Regions from separate parts of the Homo sapiens genome. Here region 2 is linked to region 1. The links are chromatin loops, found by intact Hi-C in ENCODE. Cell type or tissue: CD4-positive, alpha-beta T cell. All regions are shown on one strand.

The links. A loop is a pair of places that touch in the nucleus more often than their neighbours do. Peaks named below come from ENCODE experiments on the same cell type or tissue, not always from the same donor. Only the 100,000 strongest peaks of a DNase experiment are listed, where the experiment ranks them.
Region 2: it touches region 1 in a loop (4-fold over the local background); 4 of 110 quality-filtered maps call a loop at or near these places.

The regions. Positions count from the first base shown.
Region 1 is chr2:23,939,226-23,941,725 of GRCh38, reverse strand. It overlaps UBXN2A (UBX domain protein 2A), which reads right to left and starts at 1,263. Exons shown (of 7, transcript NM_181713.4): 1 at 1,078-1,263. RefSeq lists an enhancer at 517-626 and silencers at 757-1,236, 1,297-1,396, 1,258-1,453. In CD4-positive, alpha-beta T cell, no CTCF peak of the experiment used is centred here; DNase peaks (open chromatin) are centred at 815, 1,315 and 2,025; H3K4me3 peaks cover 2,197 bases.
Region 2 is chr2:23,891,035-23,893,534 of GRCh38, reverse strand. The region is part of intron 2 of ATAD2B (ATPase family AAA domain containing 2B); the gene reads left to right. Among named protein-coding and RNA genes, the nearest start is that of ATAD2B, 35 kb to the left of the region's middle. RefSeq lists an enhancer at 1,366-1,495. In CD4-positive, alpha-beta T cell, no CTCF peak of the experiment used is centred here; a DNase peak (open chromatin) is centred at 1,434; H3K4me3 peaks cover 768 bases; H3K27ac peaks cover 557 bases.

The DNA.
Region 1 (2,500 bases):
TTGTCACTATTGTATCCTTAGCATTCAGTACACAGTAGGTACTAAAATTTTTTTGAATGAAAAAAATTAAATCAAGTGTATGCTAATTATTATACATTATTAAATTAAAATGCAAGTAAAGTACCCTCCACAGTGCCCAGCTGAAAACAACTGCTCAGTAAGTGTGAGCTTCCATTAACACTGGACTGCAGTCAGCCTCATATCATTAGTGTGCTTAACCACTCCCTCCTGCACACATTTTTTACACATTTTTGGACTCCGCCAGTGCCTAGCACTAACATTAGTGTTATAAAAAGATACTCTGTATTCACTGAATTTAATTGCCTTTTAAATAAATCCGACTTTCAGCATATTTAGAAAGAAGACACAACATGAACTTTTAAAGTTTCCCCCCTAAAAACAAACTGCAACCGGCCAGACTTCATACTACCACATTATTTTCTGCATTCGCATCAAAACAAATCAGCAGTTTCCTATCTTTACTTATCTCAAATTACGTACATAGGAACTCAACGCTGGATGCCACACGAACATTCATCATTGCTGACAAGTAATAAACTCTTTTATTACTGGCAGCGAAAAGGAAAAAAAAAAGGCACAAAGAAGAAATTAAGGAAACGTGAAATCAGCGAACACCAGGCCTTCAAAACATCAGAGAAAGTGAGTGGTGGGAGTCGGGTGAAGTCACTAATAGGCATACTTTGTATCACTGGACTGCGATCGTGCAGCGTTCGCCTTTGAAAATAGAAACATTGTGTTGCGCATAACTGTAAGTTTCGGAACGCCCTGCGAGAGAACCAGGAGCTGTGCCTTCAGCTAGCTCGCAAGTCAAGCCGCAGGCGAGTCAGGGGCTCGGGGTCGCCGCTCACCTGGGCTGGGCGGGACCCTGGCTCGGGCTCCGCCGCCGGCGCCCCTTCCCGAGTCGCAAACACGCGGCCCTCCGGAGCGAGACTCCCCCCGACACCGACGATCCGCGGCGGCCAAGCCACAGGCCGCGACCCCTCGGCCCCAGCCGGCAGGCGACCGCCCCGCCCCGCCCTCACCCCGCCGGACGCGGCGCGGCCCCGGGACGCTCACCTCCGGGCACGGCCTCCCGGCCTCGGCCTCACTCAGCTCAGGCACCGCAGGCACCGTTTGGCCGCGGGCTCCGTTTGGCTGGAGCCCTTCAGAGCCGGAGCGCCGCCGCCCCAGACCGCCTCAGGTTCCGCGGCCGCGCCGCTGAGATCCCGCCAGCCTCTCTCGGTCTTCGCCAGGCGCCCAAGCGCGCGCCGACGCCGGCTCCGCGCAGACCCGAGGAGCGCGCGCGGACGCGGGGGCGCGCCGAGGGCGGGGCTTGCCGCGGCCGGGCGCTTCAAGTCCCGGCGGGAACGGCGCTAATGGCCGCCTCCCCTTCCCACCACTGGCCCGGCGGCTAGCTGCCTTCATGGGTAGGGGAGATGCAGGCAGCTCGGTGTGTGCTCACCAGAGAACCCAGAGTGTGCTTACCTGGGTACCTCCTCAGCCTCAGAAACCATGGAGAGACATCCCTGCATTCTGACAATGTTGAACTTGACCTGAGCCCTGTGGACAACGAAGTTGAAGAAACCCCCACCCACCTTTTTTTTTTTTTTTTTTTGAGACTAAATCTCGCTCTTGTCCCCCAGGTTGGAATACAATGGCGCGATCTTGGCTCACCGCAACCTCCGCCTCCCGGATTCGAGCGATTCTCCTGCCTCAGCCTCCGGAGTAGCTGGGATTACAGGCGCCTGCCAGCACGCCCGGCTAATTTTTGTATTTTTAGTAGAGACGGGGTTTCACCATGTTGGCCAGGCTGGTCTTGAACTCCTGACCTCAGGTGATCCGCCCGCCTTGGTCTCCCAATGTGCTGGGATTACAGGCGTGAGCCACCGCGCCCGGCCCCTTTGTGTTCCTAAAAGGACTTACTACACGCAACCGCCCTTCCGCATGTGACTTTGTCAGGACTCAAGGATGCCCCCGTCGTTAGCTGTGACAAGGTCAGGCCCAGACCCTCTAAATTCCAGTTCTTCGCCTCGCAAATAGTTAGCTGACCTGCCTGTACTCACGATGTGGACAAATCCCGGCTGCCTTGACTTGACAGGACTTGAGTGAAGCAGCTCTCCCTGGGCCTCTCTACACGGTGACCGAGCCTCAGCCGCAGCCAGCGAGCAGCCCTCCTCATCCACCGCCTGAAAATAGACGGACCCCAGGGAAACAGTCTCTGTATAGTCTCATCGCTGCCACCTCCAGTCTTCTCCCCACTTCCCCACACCCGGGTCTTTCTAGCCCTGTTCACTCATCTCTGTAAAAGGAAAGCCCTTTTCTGCCTGACCCAGGAGATCGCTGCAGATCTCATGGTTGGAGAGTTCTCCCGGTTGCTGTAGCCTCCCCCAATCCCCACTCTCAGTTGCAATAGTTTCTTTCCCTTTTCTTGGATCTCTTCCACTGAACTCTCTCCTTACGTATATCCAGATTTGTTTTTTATTTTATAGTCCAGCATTCT
Region 2 (2,500 bases), 48 kb after region 1:
TTTAAGGAAAACTTGTAGTTAAAAATATTTTAGATTTTGAGATAATATAAGTACAAAAAATTAAGAATTACTTGAAGGCTTGTATTTGTTTTTATGTCATGAACCTGAGAATCTTGATTCCTTTATTTTGGTAATCTAAACTCTTATGAGCATCTAAGGTAAACTTATTGAAGTCCTTTCACAAAAAATAATTTGTTAGAAATAATAATTCATATGGAGGAAAATTGAATACAGATAAGAATTAGTATTAGCTATGAAAAATAATGAATTCTAAAGAACTTTGCAAAGACCACTAAGGTCGTTAAATAAATTACTGTTAATTGGCAAAATAAATTTCCATTTTAGAGTTAGGTAATTGGATGAAGATAGAGATAAAAGTGGACCTAGAACTTCTGAATCTTCCTAAGTGATTTGAGATAGATTATGAGTTTTCTTTTGGGGTGAAACCTGGGTTTAAAGGCCCAAGTGTATCAACAGAATTTTAATGATTGATACTTTTAGTAAAATAGGATGTTTTTGGTCAAAAATATTTTTTAATATATAGTTTTTATATTGTATATAGAAATTCCCAAATATACATACTAATATAGATAGATGTTGTAGCTTACAAATACTGTGAGTACAGATGCTATTTTATTGACTTTTTTGGTCAGCGGATATTTATTTAGCTACTAGTCATTTATTTAACCTGATATATATCTAGAATAATACGCATACTCTAAGATACAGACAAATTGAAATTTTCATAAGACTTACTGTACACTTGGCTGGGTGTGGTGGCTCACGCCTGTAATTCCAGCACTTTGGGAGGCCAAGGGTGGTGGATCACTTGAGGCCAGGAGTTGGAGACCAGTCTGGCCAACATGGTGAAATCCCATTTCTACTAAAAATACAAAAATTAGCTAAGCAAGGCGGCGCGTGCCTGTACCCAGCTAGTTGGGAGGCTGAGGCACGAGAATTGCTTGAACCTGGGAGACAGAGGTTGCAGTTAGCTGAGATCGTACCACTGCACTCTAGCCTGGATGACAGAGTGAGACTCTGTCTTAAAAAAAAAAAAAAAAGAAAAGAAAAAACCGGGCGCAGTGGCTCACGCCTGTAATCCCAGCACTTTGGGAGGCCGAGGCGGGCGGATCACGAGGTCAGGAGATAGAGACCATCCTGGCTAACACGGTGAAACCCCGTCTCTACTAAAAAATACAAAAAATTAGCCAGGCGTGGTGGCGGGTGCCTGTAGTTCCAGCTACTCAGGAGGCTGAGGCAGGAGAATGGCGTGAACCAGGGAGGCGGGGCTTGCAATGAGCCAAGATCGCGCCACTGCACTCCAGCCTGGGCCACAGAGCGAGACTCCGTCTCAAGAAAAAGAAAAAAAAGATTTATTGTGTACTGAAATGTAGCATGCTTGAAAGTTTCCTTTTGTGGTTAGGTAATGAGGAAGTAGTGAGGTGAGGCAGAAGTATAACCACCTATGTGGACTGCTGAGGCATATTAGAATTGAGGAGTGGTAGTGGTTAAGTGACGTCTGTCAGAACTTGGGCTTTTTTGAATTGAGGTTTATAACCCTCATAAATCATTAAATGCCTTGAGTTTATATGGGAAAGGGAGAATAAGTATGATTTTTAAGTCTGATATTGCAATAGCGTGTGCCCCAGATAATTAAAGCTGTAGAAAGTTCTAACGTAATAATCACCTAATGCAAAGTGAAACTGGTTCCATTTAAAAATTCAGGAAACAGGGTTAGGTGCAGCGGCTCACGCCTGTAATCCCAGCACTTTGGGAGTCTGAGGTGGGGGTCGGGGCGGGGGGGTATCATCTGAGGTCAGGAGTTGGAGACCAGCCTGGCCAACATAGTGAAACCCTGTCTACACTAAAAATACAAAAATTAGCCAGGTGTGGTGGTGCACGCCTGTACTGCTTGGGAGGCTGAGGCATGAGAATTGCTTGAATCCAGGAGGCGGAGGTTGCAGTGAGCCAAGATAGAGCCACTGCACTCCACCGTGGGCGACAGAGTGAGGCTCTGTCCCCTCAAAAAATAATAAATAATAAATAAAAATTCAGGAAACGATACAGGGAAAAAAATCTCCAACCCACCTTCCTTCTTTTCAAAAAATAGCTACCCACTCAATTTAAGTGAACAACTTTTGAGAACATTCATATAATACAGAAACTTTTAGGCATATACGTTTAAGCAGGCTAACCCTTACAAAATCTCAGTGTAGGCTGGGCGTGGTGGCTTACGCCTGTAATCTTAGCAATTTGGGAGGCCAAGGCGGGTGGATCACCTGAGGTCAGGAGTTCAAGATCAGCCTGGCCAACATGGTGAAACCCTGTCTCTACTAAAATACAAAAATTAGCTGGGCATGATGGCGGGTGCCTGTAATCCCAGCTACTCGGGAGGCTGAGATGAGAGAATCACTTGAACCCGGGAGATGGTGGTTGCAGTGAGCCAAGATCGCACCACTGCACTCCAGCCTGGGTGGCTGAGCAAGACTCCACCTCAAAA